Linked DNA regions of Homo sapiens: regions 2, 3, 4, 5, 6 and 7 are each linked to region 1. Evidence: chromatin loops called from intact Hi-C (ENCODE). Cell type or tissue: heart right ventricle. All regions are shown on one strand.

What was found. A loop is a pair of places that touch in the nucleus more often than their neighbours do. Peaks named below come from ENCODE experiments on the same cell type or tissue, not always from the same donor. Only the 100,000 strongest peaks of a DNase experiment are listed, where the experiment ranks them.
Region 2: a loop joins it to region 1, with 7 times the contacts of the local background. A loop is called at or near these places in 80 of 110 quality-filtered maps.
Region 3: a loop joins it to region 1, with 2.8 times the contacts of the local background. A loop is called at or near these places in 5 of 110 quality-filtered maps.
Region 4: a loop joins it to region 1, with 2.8 times the contacts of the local background. A loop is called at or near these places in 30 of 110 quality-filtered maps.
Region 5: it touches region 1 in a loop (2.9-fold over the local background); 32 of 110 quality-filtered maps call a loop at or near these places.
Region 6: a loop joins it to region 1, with 2.5 times the contacts of the local background. A loop is called at or near these places in 17 of 110 quality-filtered maps.
Region 7: it touches region 1 in a loop (2.6-fold over the local background); 29 of 110 quality-filtered maps call a loop at or near these places.

Annotation. Positions count from the first base shown.
Region 1 is chr11:11,785,975-11,789,974 of GRCh38, forward strand. No RefSeq gene overlaps it. Among named protein-coding and RNA genes, the nearest start is that of MIR8070, 4.8 kb to the left of the region's middle. In heart right ventricle, CTCF peaks have their summits at 994, 1,975 (motif pointing left) and 3,967; a DNase peak (open chromatin) is centred at 1,987.
Region 2 is chr11:10,932,191-10,936,190 of GRCh38, forward strand. LOC105379882 (a long non-coding RNA gene) reads left to right here. Exons shown (of 4, transcript XR_001748122.2): 2 at 204-272; 3 at 1,257-2,120. Among named protein-coding and RNA genes, the nearest start is that of ZBED5-AS1, 76 kb to the left of the region's middle. In heart right ventricle, a CTCF peak has its summit at 1,704; a DNase peak (open chromatin) is centred at 1,741; H3K4me3 peaks cover 1,288 bases; H3K27ac peaks cover 1,522 bases.
Region 3 is chr11:11,345,748-11,349,747 of GRCh38, forward strand. The region is part of intron 6 of GALNT18 (polypeptide N-acetylgalactosaminyltransferase 18); the gene reads right to left. Among named protein-coding and RNA genes, the nearest start is that of CSNK2A3, 5.5 kb to the right of the region's middle. In heart right ventricle, no CTCF peak of the experiment used is centred here; DNase peaks (open chromatin) are centred at 1,974, 3,544 and 3,904; H3K27ac peaks cover 1,070 bases.
Region 4 is chr11:11,394,880-11,398,879 of GRCh38, forward strand. The region is part of intron 3 of GALNT18 (polypeptide N-acetylgalactosaminyltransferase 18); the gene reads right to left. Among named protein-coding and RNA genes, the nearest start is that of CSNK2A3, 44 kb to the left of the region's middle. In heart right ventricle, no CTCF peak of the experiment used is centred here; a DNase peak (open chromatin) is centred at 1,950; H3K27ac peaks cover 661 bases.
Region 5 is chr11:11,406,029-11,410,028 of GRCh38, forward strand. All of the region lies in intron 3 of GALNT18 (polypeptide N-acetylgalactosaminyltransferase 18), which reads right to left. Among named protein-coding and RNA genes, the nearest start is that of CSNK2A3, 55 kb to the left of the region's middle. RefSeq lists an enhancer at 2,838-3,339. In heart right ventricle, a CTCF peak has its summit at 1,621; no DNase peak of the experiment used is centred here; H3K27ac peaks cover 2,879 bases.
Region 6 is chr11:11,146,102-11,150,101 of GRCh38, forward strand. All of the region lies in intron 3 of LINC02752 (long intergenic non-protein coding RNA 2752), which reads left to right. Among named protein-coding and RNA genes, the nearest start is that of LINC02752, 33 kb to the left of the region's middle. In heart right ventricle, a CTCF peak has its summit at 2,073; a DNase peak (open chromatin) is centred at 2,230; H3K27ac peaks cover 2,397 bases.
Region 7 is chr11:11,415,221-11,419,220 of GRCh38, forward strand. The region is part of intron 3 of GALNT18 (polypeptide N-acetylgalactosaminyltransferase 18); the gene reads right to left. Among named protein-coding and RNA genes, the nearest start is that of CSNK2A3, 64 kb to the left of the region's middle. In heart right ventricle, no CTCF peak of the experiment used is centred here; a DNase peak (open chromatin) is centred at 1,532; H3K27ac peaks cover 436 bases.

The DNA.
Region 1 (4,000 bases):
TAATAATAGAAATAAAGTGCATAATAAATGTAATGTGCTTGAATCATCTTGAAACCATTCCCCTGCAACCCCCCAACCCTGGTGAAAAAATTATCTTTCATAAAACCAGCCCGTGGTGCCAAAGAGGTTGGGGACTGCTGGTTTAAACAACAGAAATTCATTGTCCATGGTTTGGAGGCTGAAAGTCTAACATTAGGGTATCAGTAGGTGAGTTCCTTTTCAGGGCTGTGCAGAAGGATCTGTTCTAGGCCTGTGTCCTTGGCACGGATGGCACCTTCTCCCTATGTCTCTCCACATTGTCTTCTCTTCACGCATGTCTCTGTGTCCAAATTTCTCCTTTTTATAAAAACACCAGTCATATTGGATTAGGCTCCACCAGAATGACCTCATTTTAACTTGATTACCTCTATAAAGATCCTATCTCCAAATAAAGTCACTCTCTAAGTAGGGCACTGGGGATGAGGACTTCAACATACGAATTGTCAGGTGATGCAATTCAACCCACAACAATGACTAATGAAAATTGTTACCATTCATTAGGCAGCTAACACATGTCAAGGATATAACTATGACTTTTTAGCACCCACAGCATATCTTCGGGTTATCTACTAAGAAAGTGGAGGTTCAGAGCATTTAAGTGACTTTCGAAGATTATTATACAGTTAGCAACTGGCAGAGCCAGGATTTGGATCACAACTGTCTGATCAAACCCATGTTCTCTAAATGTCATTTAACAGTGTCCTTTTAGTTGGTTCCAACTAGCCAGTGACAGGATCGTTCTTGTGAAGGTGCCCATCTCTGGATCTCCTCTGTTCACATGCAGATCCACTCGGACTCCAGAAGATCGTAGACTCTCAAAGCAGGCAGGACCCTTTGATGTCATCCTTTCCACCCCCTACTTTACGGATGAGGAAACAGAGTCCCTAGGAGACTAGTTACTTGCAGGAGGTCACATAGGAAGTGGGGATGTTCTGAATCTGCTCTCTACCCAACACTGCCTCTGCTGGAAGAAATTTTGAACTTTGCTGGTGGATCTAATTTATTTGGCAAATGGTTTCACAGATTTAAGCCATTTATACAAAATCATGAGATTAATCATTATTAATCAAACACAATCTGACACCGTATGAAATAGGCAAGGGATAGGTCTGTTATGCAAGCATCCTGCAGCCTTAATTACTGAATGGCTGGAATGATGGTCGGCCCCTCACATTTATCACAAGAAACATTCAGCTTCTTAGATAACTCATTTTCTATGCCAATGCTTTGAACAGTAAGAAATAAAGGAAACAGCAATCTGTGCTTGTCACAGGAGATGTTATCTAGAAAAGGAGGAACACATCAAATGTCCACATCCACTCTCAGACTGCACACGCAGCATTGCTCCATAATAGGATCAATCTTCTCTCAATTACCAGCTCTGGGGCACAGCCACCTTGTTGAGTGTCTAGAGCAAATGTCCCCTGCCATGTGATAGACATATGGCATTCTGCTTTCTCTGTCCCAGAACAGAGACCAAGTTTCTCAGGATCATTAGGCAAATGTTAACAGAACTGAGACAGCAACACGACCACACGACCACAAGGCTTGCAGCATCAGGTGTGATTCTGTGAAAAGACCAAAGCCCTACTTGCTGATTCAGCTCTGCTTCTCAGAAACTGTACTTCCTGGGATAGATTCCTTCAGCTTCTGGGACTCAATTTCCTCATCTTCACCATGGGGGAAAGGGTTGCCTACATCACAGGTTGTGAGGATTCAATAAGATGATGGCTGAGAAAGTGCACAGCGCAGTAGCTGGCGCTGAGTAGGGGCTTAAGTATTTTTTAATTAAAAATATATGGCAAATAATTTTCTTCCCTCTAAAGCTCATCTGCAGTAATCTATTCTTCCCTTATTCATACGCAAATAAGGAAGGACGGAGTTGTAAATATTATGGGCCTAACTTGGCCCATCTCTGTTCTAATGCTGCCACCTGCTGGACAGCCAACAACCCACACAGGTATTTCAAGGGGATGCCCTGATACTAATGGGAGACAATCTCAGATGCATCTAGGCAAATCCTTCCTTCCCTAACACACTCCCCCTGGCCTCCATCCTTCAGATCTAGACCTAGTGCACCCCTGACTTATCGGATCCTGGGGTTGACTCACAACCTAATTTCCTTGGCAGGAGGTATTTTTCAGACAGTGTGACGTCTGCCTAATAGATCACAGCTCCCAGCATTGGGAACATGAGGACAGCTATGGGCTGAGTTGCCCAGGGAGTTCGAAACGAGCATGCGGCCTGCAGACATGTTTTGTTCAAACTGCATCATATTGGCCCACACTGTGTTTAATAAAATTCAAATTACCCACCAGCACATAAATATCAGATTTCACCTAAAAACGTGGATATTTTCAGCATGTTGTAAAATCTAAAGATATAGCAACACAAGATCCACACTCCTTCATGACAGCAATTAGCCAGAGCAACTGCTCCCTTCAGCCTGAGCATGGCCTCACCAGTGTGACACACTCCCTACCACTCCCTTTCGGACCTTTCCCTTGACCTGCTTCACTTAGGTTACTCTGCCCTGGCCCTGGAGCCACAAAAATTGTTGTCTCCCTAAACCAAAGCACAAAGCATTGCATAGACTAGGATGGCTAAATAGAGCAGCAGGAGTGAATAAAAGAATGATTTACACCTTAAAGTAATAATGTTAATAATTAGTAATTACCAAGCACTTACTTAGCTTGTGCCAGGCACAGAGGAAAGCACTTTGACCCTAACTTTTTGACCCCAAATATATTTTCATTCCATGGTACATTTAAATCTCACATTTCTGCTCTTCTCATTTGCTTTGTTCTCTGTGCCAAGAAATATAAAATCCCTAACTCATCCAATTCTTAACAAATATTACCTGCAGAAAGAATCTGTTCGAAGTAAAACTAGCAATGGCAAAAGCTTCAAACAGTAAAATTTGTTACGACCAAAAAATAAAAATAAAAAAAGAATCCTACATCTTAGGTAATATTGAAAATAGAAAATTCGAACTAAAAATTTTCATATAAAAGAATAGAATTTTTAATCCCAGCACTTTGGGAGGCCGAGGCAGGTGGGTCACTTGAGCCCAGGAGTTTGAGACCAGCCTGGGGAACATGACGCGACCCTGTCTCTACTAAAAATACAAAAATTAGCCAGGTGTGGTAGTGCACACCTGTAGTACCAGCTATTTGGGAGGCTGAGTGAGCCAAGATCATACCACTGCATTCTAGCCTGGGCAACAGAGCAAGACCACGTCTAAAAAAAATAAAATTTTCTTTACAAATTTTTACCTGTCAATTTTACCCAGGAGAATTGTACTTGCTAACAACAATGGCCAAGAAGAAAACTCACAATAGTAAAAGTAATAATTAAACAAGATAAGAAAAAATGCTAATTACTGAGCCTTAAAAAAAATGTATGTGGAAAAAATTGACCTCAGTAGAAACAACTTCAGTAGAATAAAACTTTAAATTGGGAAAAATAAGAAATCACTTAAATGTATTGTATAGAAAATGGTTCAAGAAGTTATACTGGGTCTATAATTCTTCCCTTCCCCCCTATATCATAGAAAATCCATGTCAATAGCCTAGCATGTATCCTTCCATATATTTCTCCATATTTATTTAATCTCTCATACTCACATTCATATTGAGGGAGGCTTTTCATTGATTGTCTTACAAAAATCTAATCATACTATGCACATTTCCTGACATCTTGTTTTTCTCACTGAATAATATCTTACAGAAATCTCTTTCAATCAGACTGGGCTTATGCATAGAAAAGAAAGCCTATGAAAGGGATTGCTAGGTGGAAGGAATCCACCAGCACTTTTTATTTTTAAAAGAAGTTGTCAGATTACTTTCCAAAAGGACTGAAATAATTTACATTTCCTTGGTCAAAATTATGCAGGGGCCTTTTCCCTACATCTCACCAGCAGGCGGCATGACTGCTGCTTCCCACTAGTCTGACGGGGTAA
Region 2 (4,000 bases), 850 kb before region 1:
GGAGGAGGTGGTGGGGGGAAGGAGATGAGGAGGAGGCAGCCTTGTGGAGGAAGGAGAGAGGAGGAGGAGGAAGCAGTGGGGGTCAAGGAGAGGAGGAAGAGAGCAGAGGGAGAGGGCAGATTTGTTGCCTAGGCACTGGCTGAGGGTCACGATGGAAGGAGGCAGTATTTATTTTTTAAATTTATTTGACATATATTTACAAGGCAACTACATTGTCGGCACTGCCCTAGGCTCCAGGGCCACAGAGACAACCATAGCTTCAGCCTCCTGCTGTGAGTACTCTTGTCGGGCGACATAGAAAACATACATCCCAGGCTGGGCGTGGTGGCTCACACCTGTAATCCTAGCATTTTGGACGCTACGGCATAAGCATTGCTTGAAGCCAGGAGTTTGAGGCCGGCTTGGGAAACAGTGAAATCCTGTTTCTACACAAAATAAAAAAATTAGTTTGCTGTGGTGGTATGCATCTGTAGTCCCAGCTACTTGGGAGGCTGAGGTGAGAGAATCACTTGAACCCAGAAGTTCAAGACTGCAGTGAACTATGATCGAACCACTGAACTTCAGCCTGGGCGACAGTGAGACCCCTTCTCAAAAAAAAAAAAAAAAAAAAAGAAAGAAAGAAAACATACATCTCAGCAGTATGGGTAATGGGCCAGTTAGTCAAGTGCGCTTTGCCTCAGTTTCCTCGTCTGTAAAATGGGGTTTATTAGGAGACCTACTCTGTAGAGTTTTTTTTCTTTTTTCTTTTTTTTTAAGAATTAAATAGTGTTTCTTTATAAAGTAATAATGTGGTGCAAAGCACAAAGCAAGCACTCGGAAAGGGTTTACCTATGAACATTTGCACTGCCGGGTCTTGAAGGAGAAGGCATTTGCCAAGCGAGAGCAGAATGGGAAGAACTTTCCAGGCAGAGGCCACAGAGGCAGTAAGAAGGAGGGGGGCGAGGATGATTGTGGGCTTAATAACAGTGGTGGGCATGAGGATTACCTGCAACAGCAGCACCCTGTGGGGAGGTCTTGCTAAATATTCAGATTCTTGGGCCCCTCCTTAGACCTACAAGATCTGGGTCTCTGGGCAAAGCATGGGAATCTGTGTTTTAACTTGCTCCCCAGAGATTTCTGTTGCACCCCTTCCCTCCACCCGATCCCAGGGCTCTGTCCTGGTTCAGGCTTTATTGTGTTCAGCTGTGCTAGAATAAACACCTTTTTAATGGATCCTCCTTCAATCCTATAACCTGATTCTCCTTCAATCACCTCAGCCGAATGACATCTCTCAGAAATCTTCCCTGACTGTCCAGGCGGAATTAATGGTTCACTTCCCTGTTCCTCTATACCTTGAGCATCCCTCTACAATTGAATGCTCCTTCATTCCATTTCATTGCACCAGCATGTATCGAGGGTCTACTGTTATCTATCGCTGAAGAGAATGATTGCAAAAAACTTGAATGAACATGGAAAATGCTGATGATCAGATTTCCATTGAAAAGAAAGGTGTGCTCCTTGGGGTGGGGGTGTTGTTGTAATTGTCAGAAAATGTTTAATAAAAGAAACAGAAATAACAATAATCTTGTTAGCATAATTGTGAGTGAACTTTTGCTCTTTTTTAATTCTCAAAAATACCCTAAACATCATGTTTCACGGTCTTTACAAAAACACCACCACAGAAACAACAGAAGCCTCCGGGCCTGAGGTGTCATACTGGGTATGGCCACATGGTGTCCCTCCAGCTCAGTCTAAACCTTCCAGACTACAGTCTTCCAACAGTCTCCGCTTCGCCCAGCAGCCGGGGCTAGTCCGAGCCGAGCGAACCCTAAGCTACGGGAACCAGCTTCTTGGTGCTGTCCCAAGAGTGGAGAGGAGACAGATGAACGTTTCTCAGGCTAGAGGAAGGCGGTTTATTTGCTTCCAAGGGTTCCAGTAGACAGTTCTGACACGAAATTTCGTTGTGGAGGGAACTTTTAAGACTGTGTGAAGGGAGGGAATGGGAAGGGTTTAGATTTGCATAGTAGGTGGGCAGCTTTGTGGCGGTTGGGAGGAGGTTTGGATGACTTGAGAGAGACCAGGAAAAAAGCTGGAGTCCGGACTGAGGAACGGAAGGATACGGAGTTTTTTTGTAGGCGAGGGTAAGGGGCAGCAATGGGGTTGGAAGGAGGGGTTGGGGATGTGTTTGCACAGCAAGCATACTATTTATATCACACATCCATAAGAAAAAAGTTGTAAAGAGGCCCTTCCCCGTCAGTATTTTACTTCGGTTTTCTTGCCAATCCGGCCCCAAACTCGGAGGTTTTTTTTTTTTTTTTTTTTTTTTTTTTTTATGCCAGTCTGGCCCCAAACTCTAGCCGTTCACCTACATACTGGGAAACTGTTATGTTTTCGGTTTGATAGCAGACAGGCAAACTTTTTAGCAGCATTTGGATTTCCTGTAGGACGGTGGTTCTCAAACTGGTGCGCATGAGTGTCACCTGGAGGGCTTGTTAGAGCAGATGGCTGGGCTCCACCCCAGAGCTCCTCTTTCAGTAGGTGTTGGGTGGAGCCTGAGAATGTGCATTTTAATAATGTTCTCAGATGGTGCTGATACTGCTGGTCTGGAGAACCAACAATGTAAAGGAATTCATTTCCTAACAGGTTCTGCCAATGTTCTCTCCACCTTAAAAACCAAAAGCCAAAGAACCCCAATTCTCCCCCTGGATGATGGGTATTTGCGATTGCAGGCACTTTAAAAAGTGGTAGAACTCACCTTCTGGTTTTAGTTTAATTTTTTGTTTGTTCTAACCACTGTCATTCAACACATAATGGTTTTAGATATTTATTGTTAGCTTTTGCCTGTTTAGAATTTTTGATCTTGTTGCTATGGATGGTGTTTGCTATAAAAACCTTGATGGCTGGGGAGTGGAGTGTTCCAAAGGAAAATGCTCTTATATTCAAGTCAGTTCCTCTGCTCTTATCTGTACACCACACTGTAATCCCTAGGAAGGAGACTCTAGAGGAAAAGGGGAAGGCGGGAAGGCTCAACAGCTGGGACTGCCATAGGTTCAACCAGTCCACAGCCCTAGAGGGGTGCATGCACACAGTGGAGCTGTCTCTTCTCCTCTTAAGGGGCAGCTCTGGGCTTTGGGGTACCTGAGTCTACAGTAGGAGGGAAACGAGAACTGGTCTCAGCTCCTACAGGTACTTTGGACTTTACCTCCTCGGGTCTTATATTAGTTTCCTATTGCTGTTGTAACAAACTACCATAAATGTCATGGCTTAAAACAACTGAAGTTTATTAGCTTACAGTTCTAGACGTCAAAGTCTGAAATGGGTCTTGTTGGGGCTAAAATCGAACGCTGTGTTCCTTCTGGGGGCTCTAGGGGAGAACCCGCTCTTTGTCTTTTCCAACTTTGTTTTGTTTTGAGACAGGGTCTCCCCCTGTTGCCTGGGCCAGAGTGCGGTGGTGCAATATAGCTCACTGCAACCTTGAACTCCTGGGCTCAAGCACTTCTCCTGCCTCAGCCTCCTATGTAGCTAGGACTATAGGCACACGCCACTATATCTGGCTAATTTTGTTTTTTATTTTTCGTGGAGATAGGGTCTTGCTGTGTTGCCCAGGCTGGCCTCAAACTCCTGGCCTCAAGCAATCCTCCCGCCTCAGCTGGGATTACAGGCACAAGCCACTGTGCCCAGCCCATTTCCAACTTTTAGAGATTGCTTGCATTCCTTGGCTCCTGGACACATTACCCTGATTTCTGCTTCTATCACCACCTCTCCTTTTCTGACTCTGAGCCTCCGGTCTTTCTTTTAAAAGGGCCCTTGTAATTACACTGGGCCCATTTGGATAGTCCAGGATACTCTCCCCATTTTAACTTAATTCCATCTGCAAAGTCCCTTTGCCACATAAGGTAACATGTTCATAAGGTCTGGGGATCAGGATGTGGACTTCTTTGCAGGGGGTGAACTGTAATACTCATTTATAAAGTATACTCATAAAGAATTGAAAATACAGTTCAGACAATAGAAGAGAAAC
Region 3 (4,000 bases), 440 kb before region 1:
GGCAGGTAGCTGGGTACCAAAGGGGTGCCTGAGAAATGAACACCAAGGGTTGGAAACAGAGAAGGCAGGTGTGGTCGCAGGGAACAGGGCACAGGAAGAAACCACCAAGATGTAGACCCTAATTTACACATACGATGGTGAGGGCATGTGCTGAGTCCTGCAGGCACTGGGCATACTTGACGGCACATCAGCACAAGGCTGGGTCCTGAGGCTTCTGACGGGCACTGAGCAACACGTTCCTTGACTACACTAAGTTCTTTCTTCTCTCTGTGCCTTTGCACCTGCTATCGCACGTCCTGAATAATTTATCCCCCACTTACGACCCAGCTCAAATACGACCTCTTTTGATTTGCCCAGTGTAAATTAGATCCCCTCTGAATATCTTTAGTGCCCTGCCTTTTTCTTCATAACACTTACTCAAAATACTTTTACTTCTGTACTTATTCTTTAAATGTCTGTCTCCCTTCACTGGACTATAAGTGCCATGGAAACAGGATCGTGTCTGTGTGTTTACCACTGTATACATCAGCACCTGCCACTTAGTCTATATTCAATAACTATTATTTGAATGAGTGAATCTAGGAATCTGAGAGTCCTGGGCTTTCACTGACTATACAGGCATGGTTTTAACTAGCTCAGCGGGATGCCCTAATAAAGGTCATAAACATAAAATGTGGCTAGATTTTACTGAACACAATGACTTTCTTCAAACTCAAGTGGTTTTTCAGCAAAGCTCTGACATTTAAGCGCATACTGCTGCAATCAAAGAGAGTTACTTGGGCTGCAGAGCTTAAATTAATGTCGTAAAACCTAGGAAGTCATCAAATGAGCACAGGCGATAGCAGGCAGCTTCCTCTTGTGGAACCATGAACTCACTGGAGAGAAAGGCTCCAACCTCACAAAATGCTCAGATATGCCTACAGAGGAGCTGCTGGGACCACCTCCCACATGTGGCCAAGACCCTAAAGTGGATTGTAGAGAACAGTTACCTGGGGCAGAGCAAAATCACACTCACCACCGGCCCTTCCCAGAAAACCCTAGTACTGTTATCGCTTCTGAAGAGGCTTGAAACACCCACCCAGAAATACAAGAAAGCATGGAGGTCTTAGGGGCTGGTGGAAAGGGTTTAAATCCTGGCTCTGTCATATATTAGTCTTTGACTTGGACCTGTCTTTGGATGTCAGCTTTTTCTTGGGAATAATGATTCCCCAGGTTTAAAAGAGATGCTGTATATGACAAGCTCCCACGAGCAAAGGCGGGCATGTAGTGGGTTCTCAGGGAGGCTCAGATCACTTTCTTATCCCAGGCTGAGGAGCCACTGGTACAAGGTCAGGGTTACATCTTGTATTGGCCACTCACACAAACAAGCCTCCTGCTCCCAAGCCTCAATTTCCCCCAGCTGCCAAATGGGGGAGCTGGACTCAATGTTGTCTTAGGTCCCCTCTACTTTTTGTATTCTGTGATTTTGCATTTTCTAGCCAGTGCCTCAAATGATGCCCAGTACTTGAGACACAACTGAGAGTTGTAAATTGGGTTAAAATAGGGACACATAGTAGACAAAGCAATGGGATGTAGTTTGATAATCTCTTCTACTCCAAGACTCATGACTGCTCCATAGTCTATGACAGGGATGGCAAATGAGTTTACACTCCTGTGTGAAATCCATTTGCTTGTTAATATCCTTCTGAAGCACTGTGTTGGGAAGAATTCTGAGGCTCTGTCCAGTCTCAGTGGAGAAGTATGCCACAATTTATTCATTACGGTTACCATGGGTAAGGGACTGGGGTTGGTGGCACTTCAGCCTTGTACTTCATAGCCACATCCACAAGATCAGATCTCAGATACTGTGCAGCTTTCATCTTCTTATGACTTTTAATGAGCTCTTTGCTCTTGGCAAACTGTTCCCACTGTTCTCTTAGCCCAGAAAGCCTCCTTCCTGCTCTCCACATCCATCCAAAGCCGGCCTGGCCCAGCTCCTCCAAACTCTTGGAACTAATGACTTGTACGACTCATGTGGTCCTTATTTCTTGGCTCATGTGGTTAATTATCTTTTTACGTGTAACTGTCTCGCCTAACTTGGCTGCAAAAGCAGAGACAAGAGTGAAAAGCCAAAACCAGCAGGCTATGGGGAGGAAGACGAGGTGGATGCAGGCTGAGGCTGAGGGCTGGGGAGAGCTGGCAGAAGACCAGAAAGTCACTCGCAGAGTGGCTGAACGGTCAGAGATGTAGGCAAATAATAGGGGTGGGCAGGACACTGACACTCCAGGCATCCTCCAATTTTGTACCCTGGGCATTTCACTCACCTCATTCTATCCTGGCTCTGCATGGGAATAAGAAAGAGAAGAGAGGGCCGGGCATGGTGGCTAACGCCTGTAATCCCAGCACTTTGGGAGGCTGAGGCAGGTGGATTACCTGAGGTCAGGAGTTCGACACCAGCCTGGCCAACATGGTGAAACCCCATCTCTGCTAAAAATACAAAAATTAGCTGGGCATGGTGGCGGGTGCCTGTAATCCCAGCTACTCAGGAGGCTCAGGCAGGAGAATCGCTTGAACCCAGGAGGCGGAGATTGCAGTGAGCCAAGATCGCGCCATTGCACTCCAGCCTGGGTGGCAAGAGCAAGACTTCGTCTCAGGAAAAAAAAAAAAAAAAAAAAAAGGAAGAGAGGTCAAATCTGGACAAGGCCAACACAAAAGCCAGAGGCCATCAGCAAGTCAGGTTCAGGGCGTGCAACAGAGCAGCCAGGATGAAGACAATGTCAGTGTGGAGATAACCTCCCTCCAAAATATCTCACTCCCACACTGGTAACCTTTAGTCTCCAGATAACAGCACATTCCTTAACATGGTTTGCAAGACCTCTGAGAACTGGCCCTGTCTCTTTCCTGCAGCCTCATCTCTCATGCCATCTAGTTATGTCCAGTTATGCCATGGACATAGGTGGATCACATTCTTGGGTTTCTGTCCCCTCTTTCTGCCACTCTCTTTACTGGAAATTCCCATGCCCCTACCACGTATACACTTATTTCCCTTGCTAATTCCCACCTACCTTCCCTGGCTGCCCTAGTTTTGGCTCATGCCTTGGCTATGCATTCCTATATCACCTGTAAGTCCTCTTGCACAGTATGTGTGATAACTCTGTGTGTGTGTGCAGCTTAAAGACACATAGTACAAAGAACAACTGTTGATCTTCCACCCCCCTTAAGAAGCAATGCTTTGGCAGTACCTTAGAAACCTCTGAGTGCTTTTCCTTACCCCCAGAGGTAACCCATTATCCTGAATTTTTTTAATAATTTCCTTGCCATAAACCTACACTGCACATTGTTTAGTTTTGCCTGTTTGTGAACGCTATATAAATAGAACCAGATTGTACACATCCTGCAACTTGCTTCTTGCTTCATTTATTTTCATCACCATAGTGTTCCATTGTATAAATATGCAGTAATTTATTTATGCTCTCTTTAGTTGGTCGACAGTCTTGTTTCCGGTATTACGGATGGTGCTCCTCGGAACGCGCTTGTATGTGTCTCCTGGTGCACGAGAGTGGGCAGGCCTCCATGTATTTATCTCACTGAAATTTCTGGAGCATAGGTTATATACACATGTTCAACTTTCCTAGGAAAAGTGACACTGTTCCAAATAATGTGGATCACATTATACTCCCACCAGCATGGATGAGGCTCATATTGCTTCCTATCCTTGCCAACATTTGACATTGTCCAACTTTAAAATTTTTGCCAATCTGATGGGCAAGAAATTCTCCCTCACCGCAGTTTTAATTTGCAACCTCCCCTGATTACTAGTGAGAGAGAGGTTTTTTGTTGTTTATGTGCCCACAATACCGAACTCTGAGAGAAGGCTCATGTCAACTTTGTCCTCACCAAGACACTAAACAGGGCTGGCACATGAGCGGTGCTCAAAAAAATATAAATTGCACGAATGAAGGAACCAGAGCTAGGCTTTAGTTCTGCGTTATCCTCAGTGCACTTTACTTGGTGTTCTCCC
Region 4 (4,000 bases), 390 kb before region 1:
AGGCCTGATGCTCTCACCATGGAAACGACTCATAGACCACCCAGGTGAGAGGCTGGGCTGGCCCAGCCAGGGAGCAGGGTCTGACATGCTGTTAGGGACCCAGTCTGAAGACAACTCAGCACACAGACTCAGCTCTGCGGTATAAGGCAAAGTTGATCTCCAGGTTCAGAACTGGGGTTATCATCTTTCCTGAATATTCATTCACTCATTCAGCAAAAATGTGGATGACACAGTGCCAGGCACCCATCTTTAAGTAAGGTTCAGGCCCTGTCAACCTGGGCCTTGTGAGGTCCCACAGTTGGAAGGTTGGGCATGGCTGGTGTCCCCATGCCTCTATGACAAGTTTACAATGCTGCTGGCCCAAGAGAGCCACAGAAGACAGCCTGGTGATTGGTAATGAAGTGATCGTGTCCAACCAGGAGCAGAGGAGCCAAGAGGAAACAGGAAGAAGGAAAGGGGACAGGTGGCCTTGGCCTGCTTCAGTGCCCACTGTGTGGCAGGGCCTGTGCTTCGTCTGCATCAGCTCATTTAATCTGCATATGTAGCAGGGCCTGTGCTAGGGGCTTCACCCACATTTGCTCATTTAGTCTTCACAATGATCCCATGAGATGGGGAAACTGAGACCCAGAGCCTATAAGGATGGTGAGGAGGCAACATCAGGGACCTCAGGGAGCTTTAGGTGTTCCTGCATGAGGCAAGGGCCAATTGATGTGTGGCAAATAGAAGTGGCCACTGCACTTGAAGGGGAGGTGAATGAACCTAAAAAACCACTTTCAACAAGGTATCTCCCTGCAGAGCGGAGGTAATGATGCAAAGAAAAGAGAGAAGGAAGGAGGCCCATTGGGAGAAAGACCAGCAGGACAGAAACAAGCAGCAGAGCCGAAATGAAGAAAGGGAACCTCACTCTGGATGAAGGAAGATGGCACGAAGGATGGAGAGCAGGCTCTGAAACGCTGGGGAAACAGGAGGGGAAAGCTAGACCTTCTGTAGGCAAAGCACACTGACCATGACCACGATGCAAATGTCAACTAATTAAAAAGAGACTCTCAGAACCAGTGGGCACAAGGACAGCTGTTCCTGGCTACTGCTAAGTGGTGGAGATGGGGAGGGGAGAGGGAGGGGGGACACAGCCAGGTGGGAGAGGTGCCATTTTCCTGGGGTACAGCTGAGCCTTACCCAGCAACAACCACTTCCCTCTGTTGCTGATCCCCATGGGGCTGAACAGTCCCAAAGAGTTAGAGAGAAAAGTCTTTAAAGTCTGGGCAGGAAACCGAGGAACTCGGATAGCTGTGTGATACATTCATTGCTTTTTTCTCACCGAATTTGAAAGAGCAAAGAACTGGCACGACAGCGGCTGGGTCTGTCAGTGGTGTTCGCAAACAGTGTTTGGCTTTCTCGATTCTGGCCTGGGATCCACAAGACATGGATCAAGAAGGGCAACATTTCGAGAGGTGAGGAAGAGAGAGTTTGCTTAGAGATTAAATGATGTCATCAGCAGTGGGGGGAGGAGAAACGCATGAAATGGGTTACTATGGAGAGCTGCAGGGATGATGGAGAAAGAATTCACGTGTGGGAGGTACCGATGAATCAGACGAGGAAACTATCCAGATGGGAGCTGAAAACAAAACTTCCCTCCTCAGAAGTCTACATAGCAACACGGACAGCTTGGTAACAAACAAAGAAAATGGAAGCCAAGCGTGGGGATGATCTCATGGCAATTGCAAAGATTTGCACGCGGGACTCCAGTCTGGGGCAATAGTGTGGTTGGGGGCAGTAGGGATTAACGCCACCTAATCTAAGGGTGAAAGTGTTTGGTGAGGTCAAAAGGGAAGAAGAACAGAGGTGAGAGCTCTGGATCTCTAATCTGCAGTTGATGCTCTGACCAGATGGAGGGAGAGAGAGGCTGTATTTCTGGCCCGCACTGCAGCATCAGTGGGGAGGAAAATAGGGAGGGTCTTGGCTGCCAAAGGAAAGGCTTTCATTCCAGTCAAAGCAGGGTGCTGGACAACTTGCTGAGCTAACAACTTCCTCTCCCAGTGGCTGGAGAGAATGATGCCATAGTTCTCTCCCCTGTGCATCTTGGGGGTCTCTGGGAGTCAGAGGAAACCTAGGAGTCTTTTCCTGTGAACAAATGCACCCCCATGGCAAATGTGTGCAGACACACACATATCTACATACACAGACCCCCTTTTGCCTTTTTCGGGGTATTTAGGAGGTCTCCAGAGACCACCCATGGTTCTCCTAGGACTCTGCAGGCAGGCTCTATTCAAAGCCTTTTGGTATTCTGGGCTTATCAACTCCTATCACCCACAAAGAATTGAGTGGTGAGGTGGAATGTTGGGAACTGTAAGGGAAATGCCCGTGTCTTTTCACAGTGCCTGCTTGAGAGAGAAGGGGAGGCCAGGTATTCACAGAGCCTGGGTTTTAGTAGACAGATATCAAAGAGTGTATGGGAAAGAAATCTGTGGATTGTAGGCTTTGGGAGGAGATTCTCAAAACCAAAATTCTGCTTGTATAACCAGTGATGATCCAAAGCAGGAAGAAAAAGGGAGGAAACCCAGAATAATTAGGACCTGGAGAACTCTTGAGGACTTTTATTTTTTGAGACAGGGTTCACTCTGTTGCCTAAGCTGGAGTGCAATGGCACCATCTCGGCTCACTGCAACTTCCACCTCCCCGGTTCAAGTGATTCTCATGCCTCAGCCTCCCAAGTAGCTGGGACTACAGCCGCCCACCTGCCACCATGCCCAGATAATTGTTTTTGTATTTTTAGTAGAGACAGGGTTTCACCATGTTGGCCAGGCTGTTCTTGAACTCCTGGGCTCAAGTGATCCACCTGCTTCAGCCTCCCAAAGTGCTGGGATCACAGGCATGAGGCACCACACCCGGCCCACAAGGGCTTATATTTTTAAAAGGGCATAGAAAGAAAATAGAAAGGAGATTCAAAATTGCAGTTGATTGGGCTCTGTTAGAACAGTTAAGAAGATGAGCAAGAAGGGGCCGCTGGCTGGGGCCAATGGCATACTGTATGAGATGCCGGAGAGAAAGTGCAGCCCCTCAGCTTCCATTCAGCCGCTTGCATCCATGCCTGGGAGACTAATGTGCAATTTGAAGGGAAGAGGAAGGAAATTAACATTTATTAAATAACTGCAATGTTCCCTCACTGAAGTGCTCCACACATTATAGGCATTATTTAATCTTCAAAACAACCCTGAGAGGAGCTTTTGGTATTTGCATTTTATAGATGAGAAAACTGGGATGTTAAGCAATGTGTTCAAGATTGCACACTTAATAAGTAGCAGAGGCTTGATTCAAATCTGTATATGTCTTTTTCCAAAGCGTGTTCCTTCTGTGTCCACTACCTCCCTGTCTAAATCTTAGAGGTCCTAGGATAAACCCATGCTCTGGGCATTACTACCTTGGCTAGCTCTGCCTGAGCTCACTGGGTAGCTGGTGAAATAGAGGAAAGGGCTAAATAGTCACCATAGGAAATATTGGCTGTGAGGCAGCAAGCACTTTCTAAGCACTTTTCACTAATTCATTTACTCCTCCCAACAAGCTTATAGGAAAGAGCCTTTAATCCCCACTCTTTTAAAGATGAGAAAACCAAATTCAGAGGCTTTATGGTAAGTCACCAGCTCATAAGTGGCAGAACCAGGATATGAACTCAGGCAGTCGGGCTTCAGCTCTGCGCAATTAACTACTCTGCTAAAAATGAACACATACACAGTGCCTGACTGATCCCAAGAAGCTCCAGTTTCCCAGCCCAGGTGACCACATCACAGGACATTGGGTTATCACTGAACTAATAGGAAGTTTTGATATGGAGAAGAAAAGGTTGGAAAACCAGATGGACGCATGGGATTTTAACCCAATGAGAGGAAAATGATTATTTATACTACAGACAATGGGACTTAACTCAAGCACAGGCAAGATTTCTTAAGAGTGGAAGAACAATGTCCCAGGCACATGAAAACAGCATGTACAAGTATCCTGAAAA
Region 5 (4,000 bases), 380 kb before region 1:
TCGGAGAGTCCCAAACAGCTACATGAGGATAAACATTCCCCCACAGTGTATCTCCCTATTGTGATTTTCTCCTTGTGAACTGTGTAACTTATATCATCATCTTAATAAAAATATATCTGTGAGAGCAATTGTATGTCATTGAATTTTAAAATAATAGCCATATTTTCCAAGCACCTACTATGGGCTAAGCATATAGCCTGGGTTAGTGGCTGCCAGGGCTGTTGTAGACAACCCTCCTTTGGTAGGTAGGAGGATAATCATCATAATGTCTGCAGTTTCTACAAGATAAGAGTCTGTTGTAATGACTCAGCTCAGCTGTTTATTGTACCTTTTCTGGTTTTCCACCTTGGTATCTGGTGACAACTATCAAATTACAGTTAAAGGTTGAAATATTCTGTCTCCATAGGGCTAACTTTTTATACTAAATGAACTGAAAGCTGGTAAGTATCACAAAACGCTGATATTTCCAGCCCCCTGTCCATCTCCAAAGTCGCTTGCAGAAATGGTTCGACATTTATGTACTATTTCAGCCATGTTGAAAGGAAGGGATGGTTCCCAGTTGCCATTGCAGTACAATAAAGGCAAAGTTGAACACCAGGGACCCAGAGGGTTAAAATGCCATACAAGTCGGGGCAGTATACCAAAATAATTTCAAAATGTGGCCAAAGCCATATTCTGGAATCACAGTCATCAAAACAAATATGATAATCAGAATACATGGGAGATGCCTGAGATAAAAGCCAGCAGAACAGAAAGGACATGGGAATTATCAAAGTCAAATATAGTCCAGGGTCATGTCCTTGGCCAGTGGATGTTCCCATCCCCGCCCTTTTGGAAGAAAGCCCAAGGCCTTGCCCCATAGGTGTGGGTCTTCAGGTTCTTTGCAAGAGGGTGAGGCCAGGAGGAATATTATCCCTGGAGGGTTTGCACTGAGGTGAGGGTCTCGGGGCCAGGTTGGACCAGGAGGAGGCCTTCCTTAGGACAGCTTAGAATAGCCTAAGTGGAGAAAGAACCTACTCAGTTCAGGGAGGAAGCAAGCTCATTGCCAAAGTACTGAGCCTAATGGATTTAAACCAGCAGATTGCCAAGCCCAGGACTTGGGAACAAGCTGGGATTTTACACGTCATAGGCAGAGACAATGTGTTCAGGCCAAGGCCGTAAAGGGGAGGAGTGCCTGAGGATGGCTGTGGATGGCAGGGGCTGGTTTTAAAGGTTGGCGTGTCCAGCTGACAGTCATCCTTCTTTGCAATCGTGTGGCTTTCTGACAGACCAGGCAAAAGGCTGGTGCTGAATCGCTGAAAGCACCCTCCAATCAGATTAGCAAACATTCCCTTGAGGAAACAGACCAGGCCACTTCTGCAATGAAGAGGCAATTAGGGAAGCTGCCTTCCCCTGAGAGAGCCACCACCGCTGAGACACAGCCTGTGCCACTTCAGCACACACGTCTCTGTTCTGCAGAGCCAGAGATAAATAGCAAAGGCCACTGGGCTTCAGCCCCATTTATTATTATTCAGAAACAGCACTGCGGAGTGTTCTCAAAGTCAGCTGCATGATGTAGCCAGCCAATGCTGCCAGATGATTTAGGGGACAGGAGAGGAGATATTCCCAGTAACCGTGTTATCCCAGACAGTCAGGAGGCACTGCAGGACAAGGGAGCTGCAAAACTTTATTTGGCCACTGAACTTAATAAACCTAAAAGGAGGGCAAAGGAGAAGAGGGAGCATGGCCAAACAAAGGTTTGGAAAGCTAAAGGAAAAGGGACCAGATCCCCTGGGATTACGAGCAGCAGGAGTAAAGAGCGGCAAGCCATGGCTGCTCCACAGAAGAGAGGGAGGGAGGCCAGGGCAGAGCTCCCAGCTGCCTGTTGGATGCACCGAGTGGAGGCCCCACCCGCAGTCATTCACTCCTTGAAGCAGTGTGTCCTGAGCGCCCTATAAGAAACATTGTGTCTAAGATGTAGCCCTCTCCCTGAGGAGTTTACAATAGAGCTGCCCAGAGAGAGAAATTATACAAAACAGTAATCAGAAAACCATACATTAAAAAGTATATACTACTGGCCAGGCGTGGTGGCTCACGCCTATAATCCAAGCACTTTGGAAGGCCAAGGCAGGCGGATCACTTGAGGTCAGGAGTTTGAACCAGCCTGGTCAACTCGGTGAAACTCCATTTCTACTAATAAATACAAAAATTAGCCGGGTTTGGGGTCGGGCGCCTGTACAATCCCAGCTACTTGGGAGGCTGAGGCCGGAAAATTGCTTGCCGGGAGGCAGAGGCTGCAGTGAGCCAAGATCGTGGCACAGCACTCCAGCCTGAGTGACAGAGCAAGACTTCATCTCAAAAAAAAAAAAAAAAAAAAAAAAAAGGAATATACCGCCATGTGGCCTAGGGGAATGTTCCTCTCAATGAACAGATCAGAGAGCACCCAAGATTTATGCAGAGAAGACTCTGGAAGAAGGTGAGTCGGGCAGAGGAGGCATATGCACACCAAGTCGCATTCCTGCCTTCCAAGAGTCGCCGTCTCTTTGGGGTCACCTGTTGTGACTCCTACTCTCCCACTTAAACAAATGTTTCTTATATAAAGGAAAAGAGGCTGCCCCCTCAGTCTCTGTGGGGAACTGGCAAGGCACCCACACCTGCATCGTAGGCAGGAGGGAAGGTCTATTTTTGCTAGGACCCAGTGCTGATCTGACATGCTAACAGCCCCTACTGGGCCCAAGTCAGTTTCCATGGCGTCTGGAGCCTCCACCCTCACCCCTGACCATAAGTTCCTTGAAGACACAGGATGAGTATATATGGCACAGGGCCAGGGTCAGAGCAGTGCTCTGCAAAGGAACCACTTGATTTGGGTCAGTGAAAAACTACATTCCTAGGCTGTTCTCAAGGCTGACACGTGAGCCCAGATGATCAGGCTCCAAAAGGCAAAACAGCAGCAACCCACAGACACATATGTGCGTCCTAATCACCAACTCCTCCAACTTTGACGTGGTGGTGAGGCATTGAGGTGTCACGATGTATTTTTCAAGGGAATGTGTCTTTAATTAAAAACAGCCCTGGTACCACAGGCTAGAGGTGAAACCAGCATTTCCTTCCAAATGCTACCAACAGATGCCACTCCCTGCTGAGGCGTGGGAGGCTGGTGGCTGGTGGCCTTCTGCCCACCTGCTTCTAGCTACTGGCTCATGGGGGCAGCCAGGATGCTCTTCTCCCCAGCTCCCTGCTCAGGGTCAGCAGCTCAAATCCTGGGAAGGAAACTCAGTCAGTGTCTGGGTTCCTAGTGCGTGAACTCCCTAAAGGCAGTCTGTATCCCTGTCCTCCCACAGGGCAGGCCCAGCAGGTCCCAGAATCAAAGCCGCCTCTGCTCTCTGCACAGTCTGGTCTGGCTAAAGGGCAAGGCCTGGAGAGAGTTTGGGACTCCACCCGGCCACAGTCCTGGGACTCGTCAGATCTCTATCTTCACCACAAGCCAGCCTTCCTGTGCTCAGCCAGGTCCTCTAGGGGACCCCGGTTCCCCAAAGTGAAGCCCCATGATACATCTGTACCCAGATAACTCCCCGTATCCTCTCTGCCCACCCCCACCCCAGCTCCATGCTCTCCCCAGTCACTAGAGGCAGCTCCATGCAGGAATCTCTGATCTCAGCCCTTTCTAAAGACAGTCATTGTGCCCTGCATTTTATTCAATGTTGTCCTTGGTTCTAGCTTTGTCCCCAAATTACTATGTGAGTTGGAACGGGGAACTAATAAGGGGACTGGACCAAGTCCTGAGTCCCCTCTGCTATGTGAGTCTCAGGTCTTCTTTCCTCTGTGGGCTGACTTCTGTCTGTCTTGTCTGAGGTCACCTCTATCCCTGCTATCTATGTAAACAAAGATTAATACACAGTGACAGGTCCATAGCTAAACCTTAAACTCCATTGGAGCAACTAGAAGTTAACTCAAAGCTCCCTGCACTACCAGGGTTACGCCCTGCAGCACTATCAGCCAAGACAACAGCATGGGCTGGGCA
Region 6 (4,000 bases), 640 kb before region 1:
ACATGAATGTACACATGGAACTTATTCTCTCCCGGGCTGTGACCCTGGAGGGTCAGATGAGGGACAAAATCTCTAAGCTGTGACAGGGAGTAAAATAGAGCTCTCTTAAGTACCACAGTCACTTAAACTTCAACAGTTTTCAATATGGTACCTAAACCCCAGTAGCAGTAAGCTAACAATTTCACGTCAGGATGAAATAGGAAGCAACATTGGTCTACAACTTGGAGTTGATGGCCAAGTACAGAGTTTAAGACCTTTGCTACTTGTTGGGAGTACAACCTTGAAGTACTTATCTCCCCTGAAAAACCTTAGTTTCCTCATCTGTCAATGTGGATTACAAGCTCTACTTCCCAGGGCTGCCATGAGAACTTCGCATGAGATTCTGATGGAACTCACTTTGTACATGATGCTGCGCCACAAGGGCCACCCTCTTCCTCAAGTCCCTGCCTTGCTCGGGTGGATCTCAGCTACCAGGGAGCAGCACACCATTTGCAGTTTGGATTCCATTTCCTCTTGACTCTTCTTTTCATTATAAACATGATAAAAGTGAGAGAGACAGATGGCAAGACTTGATTCACTTTTACAAAATGTTTTTATGGTGTGAATGTAAAGCTGAAAATGAGGGGAACGAGAAGCTTTCTCGTTCCCCTCAATATCAGGGGAGTTGGGGAGGTGGTGAGCCCAGTGGGGAGGTTTTGGCCTCCAGGGGAAAGCTAATTGCCCATGGCTTGAGCAGTGCTCCCTGCCACTCGTCTACCACTCTGGACACCCTAGGACATCACTGTCAGTGAGGAGAGACAGAGAGCAGATAGACTTTCTCCTTAAAGCACCTTCCCGAAGGGACACTCAAAGTCAGACACTGGTCACTTACTGGCCGATGGCTCTGGGTTGGACCAAATGACGCTGCCCTTTCCAGCACAGTGAGGCAATGTTCTCTGGCTGAAGCCAGGGCAGCACAGAGTGTGCCTGAGTTCCTCTCAACATTTGATTAAGGCCAGGCTTTCCCAGCATGGCACAATCGACATCTTGAGCTGGATAGTTCTTTGTTGTGGGTGCTGTCCTTTGCATTTTTGTATGTTTAGCAGCATCCTTGGCCTCTACTCACTAGATACCAGTAGCACCCTCCCCATTCCAGTTGTGAAAAACAAATCCCCCCAGCGGCTGGCAAAACTGCCCCTTATTGAGAACTACTGGGGTGCCCCAGTAGTTGGCACTACTGATTGGGGTGCCCATTGTCTGCCCTTCTCGTGGGGCTGGACAAGCCAGATGGAATAGGCAGAGAGTTACCTGGCAGCCCTTTGCTGGGGATCTTTTGTCTACTCTCCACTCTGGATCAAGGAGCTCCACTGGCCTCTGACTTCTGGTTGGCTTTGGCCAGTGAGGAACACAGGGAGGAGATCCAAGGAAGGACAGAGGGCGAGGTCAAGGTATTTGTTCCCCCACTTCCTCCCTGCAGGTTTGAGGGTGTGGCTGCCTCCCTTGCAAAAGGCCACCTCTCCGTTTTAGTGGCCTGCTCCAGGTTCTGGGACCCGCTTCTCTCTTAGCCGCATCAGGCCTGGGGGTGCTAACAGCTCCTTCTCTCCCACTGCTGCCAGCCCCAGGGTGCTGCATGCTTTGGTCAGTTACCTCCACCCTGTCTTCACCTTTCTGAATTTCTCTAATTACTACATTTGAATGTGCCGTCTGCTTGCTGTTGAAACATAACTGATTTTTACAAACAAATGTTTATTTTTCTTGCATTAGTTCATTTGACCATTCATTTCTTCAACACATTATTTTTCATATCTACCTATCCTGGGCCAGGCATGATGCCAGGTACTGGGGACACAGAAATGGATCAGACATCATTCCTGCCTGAAGGGAGCTTACAGTCTTCCTGCGGAATAAGACAGGAGGATGGTGATAGTCCGAGACCTGGTGCTCACGTGCTCTATGAGATGTCTGGTAAAGCCCTGGGGAGGACACAGGAAGAGTATGGCCTAGGGAGCCTAGTGACCCAGGGGAGAAGGTACTGGATCTCCTGCAATGATGACACATCATCAGGTGGTTCTACGAGGACGTCTCCAGATCACAGCAGCGCCTCCTAGGCAGAGACACAAAGTCTGCAGGCTCCTCTCTCCAGGCCCTGGGGACTCTCTCTGGGGAGGAGTAAGCTATGCACATTCAAGCCAAGAGCCTTCTTGCCAGGGCTCCAGAGCTCACTCACCCTGAGGCCCTCCCCTCTTTGGCTATTTGAAATTCCTGACTGATGCTGTGAAGAAAGAGAACATTCCAGCACAGAGAAGTCTTTCCCCGCAGCAGCTGCCAAACAGGCTCTTTGCCGAGGTACCTCCCTGCTGCCTGCCAGCCAGCCATATTTCAAAGGTCACAATTTCCTCCCTGTGGTTTTCTACAGAGCTAAAGTCTCCAGGACCCTGAAATAAATTAAAATATTGATTGATTCTTAATATTCTCTCAAATCTCTCAAAATCTCCAGGTCTTATATAAATCAGTGTGCCGGTTCCAGGGACTTATTCAATAATCTGCAAAGTATCCTGGTAATTACTTTTGGGCTGACCCCATGGCAGAGGGAGGCCACCTTTCCATCATTTTTAGGGCCCTGGGTACAGTAGCTGATCAGAGGACTCTCATTTCTTATTTTACTTACTGAACCTCTTCAACACAGTGCCTTGGACAGCACGAGGCAGCCCACCTGCTGGAACGAGTCTGTCGGGCAGACCTGGGTCAGGAACTTGCCTCTCTGCTGCCTCTTTGCTGCCCTGCCTCATTCTGCTTCTCCCCTTCACCCCTCCCACCTCATCCCCTGCCTTTTACTCCAGGGTCCTTAGCTTTTTAGTTCAAGGACAAGGCAAGGATAGTTCAGAAATTAATTTAATAACACTCCATTTCTTCAGATTAAGTAGAGAGCTTGTCTTATTGGGGAAAAGCTGTCTGAAAGCCTCAAGCACATGGGACTTTCTGATGCTGCCCAAGGCAGCTGCCTGGATTTCAGGAGCGAGGGTGGGATGGGAAGAAGGAGCGGGGAGATGGGCCATATGCCTCTCATAACAGCGCTCGTTTATGCTGCAGTAAGTAATAAAGTGACTTCAGCTCATTAGGGGCCAATGCAGTTCTCAAAGAAGGGAATGTGTTCCTAAGGAAGCTAGAGATGATGCCTTGTGTACGGTCCTCCCTATCTGACCCCAACCACACCTGAGCCTTGCATTCTGCTGCAGCATCCTCTAACATCCTCCTGTCCTGAACGCCAGACAGGTGTACGGCCAGCCACCCTGGAACACGTTTTGCTCTTTCACCATTCTTAGCCTTTGAATATAGTAGTCTCTCTATCTGGGATGCTTTGCTCCTCTTTCCCCCATCTGAAAAACTCCTGGTCATCCTTCAGAGCCTAGTTCAAGGCCAGGTGCGGTGGCTCACACCTGTAATCTTAGCGCTTTGGGAAGCTGAGGCAGGCAGATCATTTGAGGTCAGGAGTTCGAGACCAGCCTGACCAACATGGTGAAAGCCGATCTCTACCAAAAATACAAAAAATTAGCCAGTGTGGTGGTACATGCCTGTAATCTCAGCTACTCGAGAGGCTGAGACAGGAGAGTCACTTGCAACTAGGAGGCAGAGGTTGCGGTTAAAAAAAAAACAACCTAGTTCAAATGTGAACTCTTGTGGGGAACTCCCATACTTCCTGTGTTTTCCTCTGCAGCTGAGGATTCAGACAAACCTCAAAGGTATTTGCAGACATGTCTGCAGGTGTCTGGCTTCCCAACACCTTAGAGTAAAGCTCTCATGGTGACCTATAAGACCCCACGTCATCCACCTTTCATTATCTCTCTGGGCTCCAGCAACATTGACTGCCTTACTGTTCTTCAAACGCCGGCCACCATTGCCCCCCACCCCACCCAGGTTCCTTGCATATGCAGTTCCCTCTGCCTGGGATGCTGCTGTTCCCCACAGCAGAGGTGGAAGAAGCTGTTCTCACAGAGGGGACATGGAGGTCACATTTTAGGTC
Region 7 (4,000 bases), 370 kb before region 1:
CCGATTGGGGACCTTAATTACGTCAGCCAATTCCCCTCACAGCAGGACTCAGATTAGTATTTGCTTGAATAACTCGGCGAAGTGAATATACACCACTTCCCAGGAATCAGGGCTGGGAAGGGTGGGGGATGACTTAGAATTCTGCCCACACAGTGATCAATAAATAGTTGCCGAATGAGAAAATAACGTGTCCTTGTAGCCACCTACTTGTATAATAAGTAGGTCCTCCAAGTTCATGTGAGTCTGTCTCTAGGTACAAGGCAGTTAAAGAAATACATAAGTAAAAACAAAAAGAGTCTAGTGGGAAATATGAGAAAGGAGAGGAGAGCCATATTGAACCTGGAGCTGGGAAATGTGGGCACAAACCCTAGCTTGGCCACCATCTTGCAGTGAGAACTTTGGTGACTCAGCTCCTATGGTTCTCAATCCCTTCATCTAAAGTGGGCATAAAAACCCTAAAACATAGAACAGAAAAGACAGAATCTATCTCCCACCCACACCTATGCGTCTTCCCACCCATGCATCCATGCATCCATCCACCCATCTCATTTGCAAAGCAGGAGGGTGGGATTTGTTTTTCCTGCCACGTAGAATTCAGGAATTCAGCAAGCAGCAACGCTCTCCACTGTTGGACTCACATGTCATAGGAATATGGAGTACACAGGTCTAGAGGGCAGCAGCTGGGCACCTAAGACTGTGGGAACTCACTCCAGAAAGATTAAACAGCAACCTTGAATGTTCTTTTCGGAGAAAATAAAATCACTTCAGCCTCATGCTTGAGCAGCCCTGGTCAGGAACACTCAGCAAACAACTTTGTTTTCTTTGATTCTCTGCATTAGTTCTTATTTTTAAGCCAAATGAAATTTGACAACACAGACAAGCTCGCAGACACAGTCCAGAGGAAGTGGGCCTGTGAATTAGCCAGAGGCCTCGTCCAATGCAGACACATTCCTTTCTTCAATGTCTAAGCTCCTTAGGGAAATGTGGAGAGTCAGTGCTACCACTGGGTAGCCTGGCATTAAAATCGTCCCTGCATTGCTGGAATTTTCTGTTGTATCACTGAATGTCATTTGGTGACAAGTTAATTCCTTCCCACTGTCTGATGGAGAACCCGCTCTGCACCTCCTGATCTCATCAGCAGGATCCTTCAGTCAATTTCCTCCCGAGACCAGGGTCGGGACACCCTGCCAAGGATGCTGGGAACCTGACCTTCACCATTAACCCTGTTGGAGACACTCTTTTTAATTTCCATTTGGCATGGAGCTCATGTAAACTCTGAGCCCCTACTTAATTTCTAATTCATTTCTGTCACCCCATCAAATTCATCAGGTGAGGAAAGGTTTAAAGATTTGCTTTTGTAAAGCTCCAACTCACATTCCTTTCCCTGGATGAGAGAAGCACGGGGCCCAAGATCTATTCCTGAGTTTTGTTCAGCTCTGACGTGCTGTGGTTATTTACTCCCAGATGGCAGCCGCCACCACACCAACCACAGCCACCACAGACATACTCCACAACCATCCCCCAGGGTAGCAGGTCACAGGCAGTGCAGGAAGAGGAAGCCACACAGGGGAAGGGAATTAGGGAAGCTAGGGCAGCGTGGCGAGCCATGGCACCTCAAAATGATAGCAGCCCAAACCCTGAGCCAACCCATGAATAGGACTGAGCCCTGCCCCATCCCCTCCCCCAGCCCTTGCTCCTGGGCAGAGTCCTGCTGAGATGAGCCCCACCTGACTGACAAGCTGTCCTAAGTGACCCTTCCTCTATGTGACTCCTCTGCAGCCTGGTCGGCTTTCTCAGGCACTGGCCACATCTATTCCTACTCCTGACTTGGACCAGGGAACCTGATTCAAGTTCCTTCCAATGTCTCAAGATTCAGGGAAGTGACTCACCCAGGATGGCATCTGAGTCTACAACCCAGGGACAGAATCCACACCACCATTGCAAAACCATGCGCCTTTCTGAAACGGCTGCTCAGCTCAGAAGGGGCCTCCCTGAATCAGTGGAACTAAACCATATAGCCAACGATGATGCCCTCAAATTGTGCACACAGTGAAGGAAAGTTGCACAGAGGAGTGGCTAATTCAGCCTATCTGGAGTGGCTACTTTCTGAGAAGTGAAGAACAAGTAATTATGAGAGAGACGGAGAGAAAGGAGGAAAGAGTGCAAGAGGGGGTTTTCAACAGGGATGCCTGAGATAAAAAGCATTTCAAGAGAAGCTTCTGCTTCTCAAAGTGGGAGTCAATATGGCAGAAGCTGCAGACAGACAGACTAGGGCCATATCTGACCTGCCCATGTGTCTTGTTCAGCCCACCAAGCATAAAAGTGTGAATCTCCAACTTGAGAAAACTTGCCAGTCCTGCAGGCCAGCAATAGGCTGGAGACAGTGCTGGCTGCCCCTCTCAGGAGGGCTTGGGCTCATTCTTTTGTTCACCAGTTTCCACCACTCCTTATTGCCTTGCATCGGCCCACATCCCATATTCACACTGTCTAGCCTTGTTAGGCAACTGAGTTTAGGACCCCTGAGCATAGAACAAGGTTAAGGACTCAGTCTCTGCAGCTGGATCCAACTAGGGCTCAAATGCTGGGTCTGCCATTCCCAGCTGTGTAACCTGCAGCTTCTCTGAGCCTCAGCGTTCTCATCTGTGAAATGAACATGGTATTAATAATACTAAGATGTATCTCCTATGAATGTCCTTAGGGAAAAATGAGCTAACACATGAAAGATGCTTAGCTAAAACAAATAGCTCTTGTCTGTATTCACTTAGGTTAATATACCAGCCTGAAGGCGGGGTGTATATACCTGCGAGGAAGACATGTATTCTGATGATAGAACTACTAAATGGCTCTGTGCTCAGCCATGCATTGTTTAAGGAAGAGGAGTGCTGCCTTCCCCTATGACTTTGAAAACTCTTCTATCCCCATGTTTCTGTCTCTGTTTCCCTTCAGTCCTCAGAGTCATTCACTGAGCCCTCATGGGGCATACAGCATCGGGTGAGGCTTTGTAGGAAAGAGAGAAGAAGGAATCAAAGAAGTTGTCTCTATTTAGGATTAAGTTACTGCTGAATCTCAGTTTCCTCATCTATGAGATGGGGAGAAATACTGAAAAAATTAAAGAAGCCATGTGTAAATATGCCTGGCACAGTGCTTGGAACACAGCAGGTACCTAATAAATTATCATGTTGATTCCTTCCCTAATTAAGACGATTCAAAAACAAAGGCAGGTTCTGTCTTTTTCCATCATCATCTCCATTTACCCAAATCCATTCAATCACCAAGGCCCAGTTCAAATGCCAGCTTTTCCAGGAAGCCCTCCCAGAGTGACTGAGATCTCTCCTCTGGGCTTCTCCAGCACAGTTTCCCTTCACCTGTGGCTCATGGCACTCAGCACTTTGCTTTGTGTGCTTTGCTTATTTGAGTGTTATCATCTGCACTCGGCTGCCAGCTCGCTGGGGACAGAAACACTTTCTCATCGGTCTTTGGATTGGTGTGCTGAGCGTGATGGCTGACACTTGAGAATGCACTCTGTGAATGTCTGTTGAATGAATGAGTCCAGCTAGCAAAGCACTGGACCAGGGTTGGTCTCTAGGCATTGCCATGAATTAGGTGTGTGATGTTGGGAAACTCACTTAACTTCTCTGGATCGCAGTTTTCTCTCCAGTCAAATGAGGATGTTGGATTAGTTTTTAGGGCTGCCTGCCCCAAACTGCCCAATGCCCCTTAAGGGAAGCCCATTAGAGTGGGAGGGACCTACACAGTGAACCAGGTCACTACCCTAGTTGTAGGTCAGGTGCTCAGTGGAGAACCACCTGAGCCACTGGAGAAGGCCACTGGAAGTCACAGTATGGGCACCGGCGATGGAAAACACAAAGAGAATCACATATCTCTGCACGCAGGCCATGCCCTCTTTGGTTGGCTACAAATCAAGTCTCTACTCTAGCAGCACAGAAGGGGTCAGAGTCAGCCATGGGGCCATCCAGAAAAACTAGCCTTCTGTTAGTGG